2 separate regions of the Homo sapiens genome follow, and region 1 is linked to region 2. A link is an interaction called in ENCODE POLR2A ChIA-PET data of the cell type or tissue named here. Cell type or tissue: OCI-LY7. All regions are shown on one strand.

Region 1 (8,000 bases), 1.9 Mb before region 2:
ACCAACATGGTGAAACCCCGTCTCTACTAAAAATACCAAAATTAGCTGGGTGTGGTGGTGCACGCCTGTAGTCCCAGCTACTCAGGAGGCTGAGGAAGTAGAGCTGCTTGAACCCAGGAGGCGGAGGTTGCAGTGAGCCAAGATCACACCATTGCACTCCAGCCTGGGCGACAGAGGGAGACTCTGTCTCAAAAAAAAAAAAAGAAAGAAAGAAAACACAAAACTCAACTTGATATATAAATGAATGCAAGATAACTCTAACATATTTTTAGACTTACTGAGAAAAAAAATTCTCGTTTAAAATTAGTCTGATTCAGTGGTACTTTAAATACAGTCATGCGCTGTATGAGTTTCAGTCAATGATCAACTGCACAAAAGACAGTGGTCCCACAACATTATAATGGAACTGAAAAATTCCTATTGCCTAGTATTTACTATACTATACTTTTATTGATTATTTTAGAGTGTATTCCTTCTGCTTGTTAAAAAAAAAAAAAAAAGTTGACTGTAAAACAGGTTCAGGCAGGTCCTTCAGGAGGTATTCCAGAAGGCACTGTTGTCACAGGAGATGACAGCTCCATGTGTGTTACTGCCCCTGAAGACCTTCGAGTAGGACAAGAGGAGCTGGAAGACAGTGATACTGCTGATCCTGAATAGGCCTAATATGTGTGTGTATGTCTTAGTTTTTCACAAAAAAGTTTTTTTAAAAAAGATTGTAAGAGAAAAAAGCTTATAGGATATAAAGAAAATATATTTTTGCACAGCTGTATGATGTGTGTTTTAAGCTAAATGTTAATACAAAAAAATCAAAAGTTTAAAAATATAAGTTTATAAAATAAAAAAGTTACAGTAAGCCAAGGCTTATTATTGAAGAAACATTTTAAAAAATTTTTTGGTGTAGCCTAAGTGTACAATGCTTATAAAGTCTATCGTAGTGTACAGTAATGTCCTAGCCCTTCAAATCCACTCACCACTCACTCACCCAGGGCAACTTCCAGTCCTGCAAGCTTCCTTCATGGTTAAGTGCCCTATACAGGTATACCATTTTTTATCTTTTATACCAGATTTTTACTGTACCTTTCCTATTTTGATACACACATACTTACCACTGCATTACAACTGCCTACAGTATTAAGTACAGTAACATATTAAACAGGTTTGTAGCCTAGGATCAACAGACTATACAACATAGCCTAGGTGTGTAGCATGCTACACTATCTAGGTTTGTATAAATATACTCTATGATGTTCACACAATGATGAAATTGCCTATGGTGCATTTCTCAGAAAGTAACTCCATCGTTAAGTGATTCAAGACTGTATATTTTGCCGGTAAGAAAGAGCAGCAAAGAGTCCCTTCTCACCAGAACCACAAAATTCCTCAAATCCAGGACTGGCTGGGTGGGGAGGGGGAGGAAAAGAATATGCCATCCAGACCAGAGGCATTCCATCTTAAAGTGAACTATGTTACTAAACAGGGTCTCATGTTTGTAGGAAAGCCTCTAATTAAATTACAATAAAGAGACTTCTGATTAAAAAAAACCAAGAAAAGCGGCAGGCTCAGTGGCTCACGCCTGTAATCCCAACACTGTGGGAGGCTGAGACAGGAGGATCACTTGAGCCCAGGAGTTCAAAACCAGCCTGAGCAACATAGGGAGACCCTGTCTCTATGTAATATATATTATATATGTATATATATTTTATATTGTACATAATATATATTTTATATATATATAAAAAATTTTTTTAAATTAGTTGGGGATGGTAGTGCATGCCTGTGATCCCAGCTACTCGGGATGCTGAGGCTGCAGTGAGCCATGATCATGCCTGGGCAACACAGTGAGACCCTATCTTAAAAAAAAAAACACAGCCAAGCGCAGTGGCTCATGCCTGTAATCCCAGCACTTTGGGAGGCCAAGGCGGGCGAATCACAAGGTCAGGAGTTCGAGACCAGCCTGGCCAACATGGTGAAACCCCGTCTCTACTAAAAATACAAAAATTAGCCGGGTGTGGTGGCGGGCACCTGTAATCCCAGCTACTCGGAAGGCTGAGGCAGGAGAATCGCTTGAACCTGGGAGGCAGAGATTGCAGTGAGCCGAGATCGTGCCATTGCACTCCCAGCCTGGGCAACAAGAGCAAAACTCCGTCTCAAAAAAAGCCAACCAACCAACCAAACAAACAAAACACAACCCAAAACAAGTAAGCTAAGCACTTAGATCCTGTTCTTAAACATGTTTCCACTTCATGTGTCCAAATGATACAGTATAAAAATACATGCACTGCCAGTTATTATCTAGGAATAGACATGTTCTTCAGTATCCACAGTCTACAGAATCAGACCACCTGGGTTCAAATCATAGCTCTAGAAACTAATAAGTCCCTCTGTGCAGGTTCCCATAGCTATAAAATAGGAATGATACTAATATCCACACATCATAAAACTGCAATTAGAATTAAGTAAATTAATGCACGTAACATGCTTAGAACAGTGCCTGGTACACGATGCCAATGAAAGATGTCTATTTTTACATAATAAAAACTATATGACCAACCTCACTTCAGGAACAGCTGCCACACTGCATGCTAGTGAATAGTTCACAGACTAAATATGAATTTCATAATTAGAAACACTTTGTTTGCCTAACAATTCTTGATGCCAACTCTTTGAACACAGTCATTAAACAGTAATAATTATTTTTGATGAGACCCTGATTCTATTATCCATCACATACTATATTTCTAGATGATGCCATGCTTTCTGTCTCTCCTTCCAGCTTTCATATCTGCTGCCCCATGTGCCAAAAACTCACTCACACTCCCTCCTTCTCTTGGCCCAGCAAACTCTTACTCTTCAAGTTTAAAAACACTTCCTCGGCTGGGCGCGGTGGCTCCTGCCTGTAATCCCAGCACTCTGGGAGGCTGAGGCGGGCGGATCACGAGGTCAGGAGTTTGAGACCAGCCTGACCAACATGGTGAAACCCTGTCTCTACTAAAAATACCAAAATTAGCCGGGTGTGGTGGCGTGCACCTGTAATCCCAGCTACTCAGGAGGCTGAGGCAGGAGAATTGCTTGAACCCGGGAGGCAGAGGTTGCAGTGAGCCAAGTCACGTCACTGCATTCCAGCCTGGGCCACAGAAATTTGTTTCATGACTGTGTTTTCCATTACACAGGGATGCCTTTCTTGTTCACCTGGCTTACTGGTAAATGCATATTATGCATTCAATGAATGTCCAATTAATTGAACTGAAAAAAAATCTCATGAATGGATAATAAAGAGACACGCAAATCACAAGGTTACAGAAAACTGAAATTTGGCCTTGGGATCGGCCTATGTTACTAAAACCACTTTGTCCCTGCCTCATAGTAAGATGGTAATCTAGTTGTCTTTAAGAGTCACAAAAAAAAAAAAACAAAACAAAACAGCTACTTACTAACATTTTCCCGAGTATAAGCTATAATCTTAAGAAAGTTACAGAGCAATAAAAAAATCACCAATGGTTTCATGATATAAATTTGTTAGTTCTTTCTAGTGTTTCCTTAACTACAATGCCTTCAATCCCTAGAACTGTAAAGACTTTCAAAATATAAATTCATTTGCCCAAAATTAACCAAACTGACAGAGACATAATGTGAAGGTATTGAAAACTAAAAAAAAAATTGAAAATCTAAAGACAACATAGCCAGTTGTTTTAATGCAAAATATGTCAACCTTAGATTCTGAAACCAGTATCTAAAATTACTTTAAATTACAGTAGAATCCTAATTATTCAGAAGCATCTCAGTTACTGGCCAATTCAAAACCAAAAATGTCTGTGCCTAAGTACTCAAGAAATTTTAGAATAGCTTCATTCAGGTTTTTTTTTTTTTTTGAGACGGAGTCTTGCTCTGTTGCCCAGGCTGGAGTGCAGTGGGGTGATCTCCGCTCACTGCAAGCTCTGCTGCTCCCGGGTTCACACCATTCTCCTGCCTCAGCCTCCCGACTAGCTGGGACTACAGGCACCCACCACCACGCCCAGCTAATTTTTTTGTATTTTTAGTAGAGACGGGGTTTCACCATGTTAGCCAGGATGGTCTCGATCTCCTGACCTTGTGATCCTCCTGCCTCGGCCTCCCAAAGTGCTGGGATTACAGGCGTGAGCCACCGCGCCTGGCCAGGATTTTTAAAAAATATAAAATGCCCCCAATGGTGTCATGTAGCCCTTGAAAGAATGAATAATAATGAAGTATTTCTGTTGATTCTGAGGGCTCTTAACCAATTATCCAGTTCTTCCAACCACACAGTCATGTTTCTGCCACAAAAGACCCTAGGGCCATCAATCACTTCACTTGGGAAGAAATTTTAAAAGCTGCTAAGATTTTAGCTGAAGTTAAAAGATTCCCTATTATTTAATTGCCTAATTGGTATATCCACATTCATTCCTTCATATATTACATTTGCAAAGAAAATTTCAACTCTAATGAAACAACAGTCCAACTCGTTTTTCGCATACACACATAAGAATTCTTTTCCTTGATATAATATTATTACATAAACTATGCCTCTCATATTTATTTTGTTTTTAGAAAGCAGCACTGTATAAGATACGAATTTGGCACCTAAATCAGAACTCTGATTACTATAATTGTAATGTCAAAAGCCCCTGCTGGATGCTGCTGTCCTCATTTCCTTGTTTCTAGTATTTATTTCTATAGCACATATGCATCCATAGTTCATTATAACAGAAAACATAATGTGTGTTCAGAATCCATACAACTTGAATCTGTAGCATATTTTCTTCTTAAATCCATTTACACAGGTAAACTATCCTATAAGGTATAGGGAAAAAAGAAGAAGAACCGAATTGTACATCAGGAATCTGGTCATCCAACTTCTTTGGCCTACAAATTCCTCACCAGAGAAAGAAAAGGATAGAACAGATGTTCTCTAATGTGTAAAACTCTGGTGGCTCACTCCCGTAGTCCCAGCACTTTAGGAGGCCGAGGTGGGTGGATCACGAGGTCAGGAGATTGAAACCATCCTGGCCAACATGGTGAAACCCGTCTCTACTAAAAATAAAAAAAAATTAGCTGGGTGTGGTGGCGCGTGCCTGTAATTCCAGCTACTCGGGAGGCTGAGGCAGGAGAATCGCTTGAACCTGGGAGGTGGAGATTGCAGTTAGCCGAGTTCGTGCCACTGCACTCCAGCCTGGCGACAGAGCGAGACTCCGTCTCAACAAAAAAAAACTCTGGTTTTAAGAGTGGTCATTAACACGTGTGGAAAAAATTCCAAACTTGAGCAAAGCAAATGCATAACATTTCCAGTCACAGTCATTTAGCACAGTGAATACTAAAGTACTTGATAATTTGACAAAACTTAATTTCACTTGTGCAGGAGTTGATCAATCTGGACTAAAGGAACTGCTTGACACAGAGGAGCTTAAAAAAGAATACTGAACTGACTGCTATTTTTAACTTACTTTCAGTTATGCTCACATTTCATAATCAAAACATTAGATAGTATATTAAAACAGTATCTTTAGAGCCTGAAAGTTTAATCACTATCAAAAGCAGTTCAAGGATTCTTAACATGGAGCACATGGAGACCTAGGGAATCCACAAATAAACTTGGCAAGAATCTGAATCCCCAGAAGTCATACGTTAAAAAAAATAGCTTTTTTTCCTAGGAAGAGGTCAGAAAATTCTTAAGTGAGACAACTGAAAGAACTAAAGAACCACTGTTCCTAGTCAAATTTTTTACAAGTTTTTTCTTAAATTCCAAAGGTGATTTTAATTACAACTTATAACAAATCTGTCTTCATCATAATGAGTTTGTATTTATTTATTTATTTATTTATTTATTTAAGAGACAGGGTCTTGCCTCTATTACCCAGGCTGGGGTGCAGTGGTGCCACTAATAGCTCACTGCAGCCCCGGCCTCCTGGATTCAAGGGATCTTCCTGCCTCAGTCTTCTGTTAGGATTACTGCATGAACCACCATACCTGGCTAAGTTTCCCTGCCCCCACCTGGAGGTACATATATTTCTGAAACATCATGGTAACTTTTCCATGCCTTTTTTTAATTGGAAGAAAACATTATCAGACAAGTATTTTCAGAGCTTAAAACAACAGATAGGACAGGCGCGGTGACTCACACCTGTAGTTCCAGCACTTTGGGAGGCCGAGGTGGGCAGATCACCAAAGGTCAGGAGTTCGAGACCAGCCTGACCAACATGGTGAAACCCTGCCTCTACTAAAAATACAAAAATCAGCTGGGCGTGGTGGCATACACCTGTAATCCCAGCTACTAGGGAGGCTGAGGCAGGAGAATTGCTTGAACCCAGGGGGCAGAGGTTGCAGTTAGCCGAGATCACGCCATTGCACTCCAGCCTGGGCAACAAAAGCAAAACTTCATCTCAAAATAAGAAAAAAAAAATGTTCAAGGCAGAGAGTAAAGCTACTCCAGTGGCTGAGGCAGGAGAACTGCTTGAACCTGGGAGGCAGAGGTTGTAGTAAGCCGAGATTGTGCCATTGCACTCCAGGCTGGGCAACAAAGCAAGACTCCCGTCTCAAATAAATAAAAGGTGAGTTTTCTAAATCACTTTTCTTACAAAAAAAAATACCTTATGCACTAGAATACCTATCAAATGAGTGGCTTTTAAACAGTAACAGGAAAAAATGTGTGTACTTCAAAAAATCCTATTAAAAAAGTAAACTCAAGTCTCAATGTAAAATCAGACTGTATCTGATTTTTAAGAATTTGAGGCTAAATCACACCAAATAGAAGAGTAAATTTTTCCACTGCACTTCAGCCTGGGTGACAGAGACCCTGTTTCAAAAAATTAATTAAATGTATTTTCTTAAGTAAATTTTTAAGCACCATAGACAAGGGACCAGTGGGGAAGGGAGACATAAAGTAAATTCTGCGAAAGACTGGTAAAATTCTAATTCCAGCAGGTTGACTCACTAGGTTTTAATCAAATAAGTCAACCCCTAGGGTAAGTTAACTACTTTTTCCCAAGACTGTATTTTATCATTTTCATTATTATCATTATTACTATTTTGAGACAGGGTTTCACTCTGTCGCCCAGGCTGGAGTGCAGTGGCGCGATCTAGGCTCACTGCAGCCTCAACTTCCTGGGCCAAACCAATCCTCCCACCTGTCTCCTGAGTAGCTGGGACTACAGATGTGTGCCACAACACCTGGCTAATTTTCATTTTATCTTTTTGTAGAGACAAGGTCTCATTATGTTGTACAGCCCAGTCTTGAAACCTTGGGCTCAGGGGATCCTCCCGCCTCAGCCTCCCAAAGTACTGAGATTATAGGCATGAGCCACAGTGCTCAGCCCTCATGATTAATTCTGAAAAGACCATTAAAGGAATGTCAGTCACTGTATCAACGTAACATGTAAAGCTGAAACAGATTTGGTTTTGACCAAGGCCATAACTATAGATCTCACTTATCGGTTCCCGAAAGTGATTCTCCTTTATGACAGGATTATGCAGAACCTCTCATTTGAGGGACATTTTAGGTACCTCCTAACCTTTATGACTTTAAGCTTTAACTGCTCACTTTTTTTTTTTTGGTGGAGATGGAGATCTCACTATGTTCCTCAGGCTGGTCTCAACTCCTGGCTTCAAGCAATCCTTGGGCCTCAGTCTCCCAAAGAGCTGTTATTACAGGTGTGAACCACCATGCCCAGCTTCAGTCACTTTTATTGGCTAAAAGAGCTTTGGTCCAGAAGATAAGGCAGAAAAACGAAACTAAAGATTCTAGCTTAAAACAGAACTACTAAGACTCAATATCACTCACACTTGTGCAAAATGCCATACATACAAAACTTCGTTACAGCATTTTTTATATAGCACAATTTAGGAAACATTCTGAAAGTTATGAATAAGCAATTAGTTACAATAAAGTCTAGGCCAGGCACGGTGGTTCATGCCTGTTAACCCTAGCACTTTGGGAGGCCGAGGTGGAAGAATCACTTGAGCCTAGGAGCTCGAGAACAGCCTAGGCAACA
Region 2 (8,000 bases):
TGGGGTCTTCCTATGTTGCCCAGGATGGTCTTGAACTCCTGGGGTCAAGCAGTCCTCCCACCTCTGCCTCCCAAAGTGCTGGGATCACAGACGTAAGCCGCTGTGCTTGGCGATGTGTACTTTTTAAATGAAATTTAAAGAATATAGGAAAAAGAATATTATTAATAAAAGACATACCCATGTACCCACTACCTAGCAAAATAAAGAGAACATTATCAATGCCAATAACTTTAAGGCCTCGATGCACTCCTCCCAATTCATATTCCCTCTCTCCCCATAAGAAAGTATAGGCTGGGCGTGAGCTAAGCTGTGAGGACACAAAGGCATAAGAATGATACAATAGACTTTGGGGACTCAGGGGGAAAGGATGGGTGGGGGTAGGGATAAAAGACTACACATTGGGTACAGTGTGCACTGCTCAGATGATGGGTGCACCAAGGTCTCAGAAACACCACTAAAGAACTTATTCATGTAACCAAACACCACCTGTTTCCCAAAAAATATTAAAGTAAAAATAAAATTAAATTTAAAGAAGAAAGAAAATATAGGTCGGTTGTGGTGGCTCATGTCTGTAATCCCAGTAATTCGGGAGGCCGAGGCAGGTAGATCACTTGAGGCCAGGAGTTCGAGACCAGCCTGACCAGCGTAGCAAAACCCCGTCTCTACTAAAAACACAAAAAATTAGCTGGACATGGTGGCAGGTGCCTGTAATCCCAGCTATTCAGGAGGCAGAGGCACGAGAATCGCTTGAGCCCAGGAGGCAAAGGTTGCAGTGAACCAAGATTGCACCAATGCACTCCAGCCTGGGTGACAGAGTGAGACTCTGTCTCAAAAAAAAAATTATTTACAATTTTGGTTTTAGCGGTTTTATTCTGTTTTTACCATTATTTTATTTCTTATGTATGAATTATTAAACAATAAGACTAGTTTCCTTACTTTCTTGTAACTCAGTAATACATTTAAAATTTTCTTAGTTATAATGTATTCAGTATCCAGGTGTTTTGCAATAAAAGGGCTTCTCAGAATCTCTCTTCGGCTATATAAATAGAAGCAAAGCTGTCCAGGCCAGATTTTTTTTTTAAACAGCTTTATTGAGATATCATTCACATTCTAGACAATTTATTTCATTTCAAAGTGTAGAATTCAATTGTTTTTGGTATATTCATGGAGTTGTGCAACCATTGCCACAATCTAATTTCAAAACATATTTGACACCCCCCCCAAAAAAATCCTATTCCAATTACCAGTCACCCCATTCTTTCCCAACCCCTAAGCCCTAGGCAAACACTAACTTACTTTGTGCCTCTAGAGATTTGCTAGTGCCAGTCATAATCCCTGAAGACACAATTCCAAATGCCATAATCCTGAACGTTGCAAGCCTGAAACATTAAAATCCCTAGAGTCTAAAATATCTAACATCTAAAATTCCAAAAATCGTAATCCTGAAAGATCAAAATCCTGAAATTGGAAATCTTAGAAAGCTGAATTCTAGGGAAGGAATTAATGCGTTTTGGGTTGTATTTAGGACAGTTGAGTCATGTTAGTTGCATCATGTTATGCAGAACTATTACCTTCTCATTGTCTTTATTTGCATTTGGTGGAAAATTCAGGTGAGTGGATTGGCCACATTATAATGCAGTGATGAAAACTTCAGTTTAAAAATGCATCATTGGCTGGGCACAGCGGTTCATGCCTGTAATCCCAACACTTTGGGAGGCCAAGGCGGGAGGATTGCTTGAGCCCAGGAGTTCGAGTCCTGGGCAACATGGCGAGACCTCAACTCTACAAAAAATAAAGGAAATTAGCCAGGTGTGGTGGCATATGCCTGTAGTCCTACACTCAGGAGGCTGAGGTGGGAGGATCACTTGAGACTGGGAAGTTGAGGTTGCACTGAACTGTGATCACATCACTGCACTCCAGCCTGTGTGACAGAGTGAGACCCTGTCTCAAAAAAAATGAAAAATAAAAATAAAAATGCATCCTTTGTCTGCATTGGCAGCCCTTCCAGCTGATGAAATTCTAGGAATTTTTAATGAATTAAAGCCAAATTTGCTTGAAGAAGCCAGCAAAGTTACTGGCTGGTTCAAAAATAATCATGTGCACAGTAGGATAAAAGAATGCACAACGATGTTGGAGTTCAATCAACAACATGGTTTCTGTGAAATTTGTGGTCTCCATAAAAGTGCTTGTGGAGTGGATTACTGTATACCCAAAATTACACAGAAGTATGGCACAAAAGATGTGAACATTATACAGGAATGTTCATGTTGGTGTATCTTAACTCAGAAGAATTTCAAAAAGAGCAGTGCCACGTAGAAAAGCAATGTGAATGTATTCTTTGTAAATGTATTCATACCCTAAAAGGGGAAAAAGAAAGCAGGTATTCATGGACATGAGAGGCTTCAAATATAGTTAATGATTGTGAAAGTTGGTCAGCTCTATGGACAACCTCTGTGCAATTGCCCATAATCGATATACTTTTTCACATGCCGAATTTTCTTCTTAATTTTTTTAGTTTTTTTTTTCTTTTTTTAGTATTTTCTCCACTATTTTATTTAATTAATTAATTTATTTATTGAGATGGAGTCTCACTCTGTCTCCCAGGCTGGAGTGCTGTGGTCCAAACTTGGTTCATGGCAACCTCCGCCTTCCAGATTCAAGTGATTCTCCTGCTTCAGCCTCCCAAGTAGCTGGGATTATAGGTGCCCGCCACCATGTCCGGCTAATTTTTGTGTTTTTAGTAGAGACAGGGTTTCTCCAGGTTGGCCAGGCTGGTCTCAAACTCCTGACCTCAGGTTATCCGCCCACCTCGGCCTCCCAAAGTGCTGGGATTACAGGCATGAGCCACGGAGTCCCAGCCCTTCCCCACAATTTTAAATTGTCAACATTATTTTTTTGCAATTTGCTATGCTATGGATTTCATCTTTGCATTATTTCAATACTGGAGGTATAAATTGTGTAAAGACTTTTAGAGTTCTAATTCATTTTATGTATTTTGTTTTTTACAAATTTGACTTCACAAAAGTACATTATCACATTGACTCTGTGTGTAAGCGTCACGTGTGTATGCAAAAATGTTGAATCTTCCTCAATAGATGAAGAGATGTCCTTTCTGTGCACATGCATTTGTGAAAGAGAAAACTTCTCGAGATCTTGGCTCTTTGGGTGGCTGCATATGTGGTGCTGACCCATCGTGGTTTTTGATCAGTCTCATCAAAAGACTTAGTTTGCCGGTCACAGTATTTCAGATGACTGAGGTTATAAAGCTGGGTGCATGCAATTACCAACCATAGTGATGTATTTATTCATTTTGCTTTCTGACCTATTTCTTTAATAATACATTTCATCCACTTGTAACTGTACTCTTGCAACTGTAGTTAGTATACCTAGATGTTTATGCTTAAAAATATGTATATTATTATTGTCTTTTATTGTGTATTCTGTTGTGTTTCTATGTTTCTCAAATGAATCTCCTTTAAAAATGTAAATAAATGTCCTTGTATTTTCTAAAAATTATTTTTTCCAGAATTCTTTTTTTTTTTTTTTTTTGACATGGAGTCTCACTCATGTTGCCCAGGCTGGAGTGCAGTGGCACAGTCTCGTCTCACTGCAACCTCTGCCTCCCAGGTTCAAGCAATTCTCCTGCCTCAGCCTCCTGAGTAGCTGGAATTACAGGCATCCACCACCACGCTTGGCTAATTTTTGTATTTTTAGTAAAGACACGGTTTCACCATGTTGGCCAGGCTGGTTTTGAACTCCTGACCTCAAGTGATCTGCCTGCCTTGACCTGCCAACGTGCTAGGATTACAGGTGTGAGCCACTGCGCCCAGCCTATTTTTTCCAGAATTCTAATTTTGAGATATTGATCTTTTGGGATTGTGGTTTTTGGGACTTTAGACTTTAGGGATTTTGATCATTCCAGGTCACAGCACTCAGGATTGTGCCTTTTGGGATTATGGCCCAAACCTGAGATTTGCCCATCCTGAACATTTCATATAAATGGAATCATTCAACCTGTCATCTTTTTTTTACTGGCTTCTTTCACTTTGCATGTTTTCAAGGTTCCTCCATGTTGTAGCATCGATCAGTACTTCATTTATGGCTGGATAATCTTCTATTGCACGGATATACCACATTTTGTTTATCCTTTTCTAAGTTGATGGACATTTTTGTTGTTTCCCCTTTTTGCCTGTTACGAATAATTCTGCTATGAACATTCATATGCAAATTTTTGTGTGGATGTATGTTTTCATTTCTTTTGAGTATATAGGAGTAGAATTGGTGTTCATATGGTAACTCCATGTTTAATTTTTTTAGTAACTGCCAGACTGTTTTCCAAAGTGGCTAAACTTATATTCCCACTAATGAAGAATAAGGGCTCCAATTTCTCCAAACCCTCACAAAAACTGCTTGTCTGGGCCGGGCGTGGTGACTCATGCCTGTAATCCCCAGCACTTTGGGAGGCCGAGGCAGGCAGATCACGAGGTCAGAAGTTCGAGACCAGCCTGACCAACGTGGCAAAATCTCGTCTCTACTAAATATACAAAAATTAGTTGGGTGTGGTGGTGGGCACCTGTAATCCCAGCTACTCAGGAGGCTGAGGCAGGAGAATCACTTGAACCTAGGAGGCGGAGGTTGCAGTGAGCCGAGATCACGCCACCGCATTCCAGCCTGGGTGACAGAGCAAGATTCTGTCTCAAAAAAATAAAAAATGAAAATAAAACAAATAAATAAAACTAGTTGCCCGTCTTTTTAAGTATAGTAACTTAAAATAGTTTAGCCATTCTAGTGGGTGTGAAGTGATGTTTCATGGTGGTTTTGGTATGCATTTCCCTGATGACAAATGATGTTGAGTATCTTTTCACAGGCTTATTGGCTGCTTATATGTCTTTGGGGAAATATCTATTCAGATCTTTTTCCCACTGAAGAAACTGGGTTATCTTTTCATTGTGGAGTTGTAAGAGTTCTTTATATATTCTTGATACAAGTCCCTCATTAGATATATGATTTACAAATAATTTCTCCCATTCTTTGGATTGTCTTTTCACTTTCTTGATTATATTGTTTGCAACACAAATGTTTTAAAATTCATTAAGTCTAATTGATCTACTTTATCTTCCCTCACTTGTGCTATTGGCACTGTGTCTGGGAAACCATTGCTGAATCCAAGATTGTAAAGATTTATGCCTGTGTTTTTCAGACAGGGTCTCACTGTGTCACCCAGGCTAGAGGGCAGTGGTGCAATCATGGCTCACTGCAGCCTCAACCTCCTGTCCTCAAGCAATCTCCTCCTACCTCAGCTCCCCCAAGTAGCTGGGACTACAGGCACATGCACCACGCCCAGCTAATTTTTTTATTTTTGGTAGAGATGGGGTCCCACTATGCTGCCCAGGCTGGTCTTGAAGTCCTGGGCTCAAGCAATCCTCACACCTCTGCCTCTAAAAGTGTTGGAATCACAGGCATGAGCCACTGTTCCTGGCCAGTTTTCAGCTCTTAAGTTGTCAAAAGAACTTGGCACTGTTAAACTGGTGATCATTTTTTAAAAGATATTTAATATAAACCAATGTTTAGAAATTATACTTTTTAATGTTTATAAATTGATGAAATATGCTTATAGTCACGGTTTCTCAGTGTGAGGAATTTGCTTCCTTTTCATATGTATGGACTTTAGCTTCTAAGGAAAGTAGTATCACAAAGGCCCTTTGATGTTCATAGAACGTTGTTAAGTGTGGAGAAAAAAGTAGATGTCAAGGTAGCATGTACTATATGATTCCGTACTGAGTCAAAGAAAAAATATTCTTATATGCATTTATATAGACTGGGAAAATGCATCATTAATTTTTTGTGTTGAATACATTACTTTTGAAATGAGAAAAGAAGATACTTGTGAAATGTGTAAGGAAACTCACAAACGTGAAAACGTTATGGGTAATATTAGCAGAGAAACCAAATCAGAAAACAACATTGTAATTATCAAAGGACTGCAGTTCTGAAGGTTTGAGTGGAACAATTTATATTCATTTCTGCCATGAAATTGACCATTTTCCAAAGGCTGTGAATGCAGACACCCTCTCTATATGCATGGAAATCTTCCTTATGCTATTTTCATAATAAATATTGACATATTTATTTCTCACATTCAAAAATGGCATGAAATAATCATCAGAGTCCCTTTTTGTAACTTCCATAAACAACTCCTACAATCTGTAATTTTCCCAGGCATCCCACCCCTCAAAAATAAATGTTCAAGTTTGCATAACAAGAATCAACTTCTCAAACTGTGAAAATGTATTCTTTTTTCAAATCTTTTTAAAATATGCGTTATTTTTAGATGTTTTATATTATCTTTGTACAGTATTTCCAAAGGAGAATGTTAAGGCATGACATTTTCAAGGTAGATTTTTGTTTGTTTAATTTTCTCCCAGTAGTGTGAGCTTTCACATGAATATCTGATGGGCTAACTCCAGCATACCAAAACACTAACAATTGTAACAAGCATACCACTGAGTCTTCTACTTTTGGAGCCATACACATAATTCACAGATAGATGTCTGACACTTAGGAAATGGTTTTTCATGCCAAACATTTCTTTCTTTTTTTTTTTTTGAGACGGAGTCTTGCTTTGTCGTCCAGGCTGCAGTGCAACAGCGTGATCTTGGTTCACTGCAACCTCTGCCTGCCAGGTTCAAGTGATTCTCTTGCCTCAGCCTCCTGAGTGGCTAGGATTACAGGCATGTGCCACCATGCCCAGCGAATTTTTGTATTTTTATTATAGATGGGGTTTCACCATGTTGGCCAGGCTGGTCTCGAACTCCTGACCTCAAGTGATCCTCCTGCCTCGGCCCCCCAAAGTGCTGAGATTATAGGCATGAGCCATTGCGTCTGGCCCAAACATTTCTTTCAACCTACTTTCTTTGCAGCCCAATGTGAAAGGCAAGCTACTTTCCAAATTCATTACCTTTCACAGACCCCTCATTCTACCCAATATGTTTGTAAATTAAGCCAATCATGAAGTCCAGAAGGGGGTTGGGAAAAATGTCCAACAATGATAGACTGGATTAAGAAAATGTGGCACATATACACCATGGAATACTATGCAGCCATAAAAAATGATGAGTTCATGTCCTTTGTAGGGACATGGATGAAATTGGAAATCATCATTCTCAGTAAACTATCGCAAGGACAAAAAAACCAAACACCGCATATTCTCACTCATAGATGGGAATTGAACAATGAGAACACATGGATACAGGAAGGGGAACATCACACTCTGGGGACTGTTGTGGGGTGGGGGGAAGGGGGAGGGATAGCATTAGGAGATATACCTAATGCTAAATGACGAGTTAATGGGTGCAGCACACCAGCATGGCACATGTATACATATGTAACTAACCTGCACATTGTGCACATGTACCCTAAAACTTAAAGTATAATAATAATAATAATAAAAAAAGAAGGGGGTTGGGAAAGTATAGTACAGATCAAGTAAGTGATAGGAATACAACTCAAAAAAGCCCAGTGAAAAATGAAATGAAGGCCAGGCATGGTGCCTCATGCCTGTAATCCCAACATTTTGGGAGGCCAAGGTGAGTGCACTGCTCGAGTCCAGAAGCTCGAGACCAGCCTAGGCAACATAGTTAGATCCCGTCACTAAAAAAAATTAAAAAAAAAAAAAAATAGTCGGGTGTGTTGGTGTGCACCTGTAGTCCCAGCTACTTGGGAGGCTGAGGTGGGTGGGAGGCTCGCTTGAGCCCAGGAAGTGGAGGCTGCAGTGAGCCGAGATCATGCTACTGTACTCTAGCCTGGGCAACAGAGTGAGTGAGACTCCGTTTCAAATAAATAAATAAATAAATGAAGAATCATGATGACTAGAGGCTGGAGGAAGGGGAAAATGGAGAGTTAGTGTTTAATGAATGGGCACAGAGTTTCAGTTTTACAAGAGGAAAAAGTTCTAGAGATTGATAGTGATGTTGCATGACAATGTGAATGTATGTAATACT

The links. ChIA-PET counts read pairs that join two places held together with the same protein. Peaks named below come from ENCODE experiments on the same cell type or tissue, not always from the same donor. Only the 100,000 strongest peaks of a DNase experiment are listed, where the experiment ranks them.
Region 1: POLR2A ChIA-PET joins it to region 2 with 5 read pairs; 2 of 35 experiments call an interaction of 5 or more read pairs at or near these places.

The regions. Positions count from the first base shown.
Region 1 is chr12:93,429,080-93,437,079 of GRCh38, forward strand. All of the region lies in intron 1 of UBE2N (ubiquitin conjugating enzyme E2 N), which reads right to left. Among named protein-coding and RNA genes, the nearest start is that of UBE2N, 8.9 kb to the right of the region's middle. In OCI-LY7, no CTCF peak of the experiment used is centred here; a DNase peak (open chromatin) is centred at 7,152; H3K4me3 peaks cover 2,741 bases; H3K27ac peaks cover 3,637 bases.
Region 2 is chr12:95,366,952-95,374,951 of GRCh38, forward strand. The region is part of intron 7 of LOC105369917 (a long non-coding RNA gene); the gene reads right to left. Among named protein-coding and RNA genes, the nearest start is that of MIR3685, 61 kb to the left of the region's middle. In OCI-LY7, no CTCF peak of the experiment used is centred here; no DNase peak of the experiment used is centred here.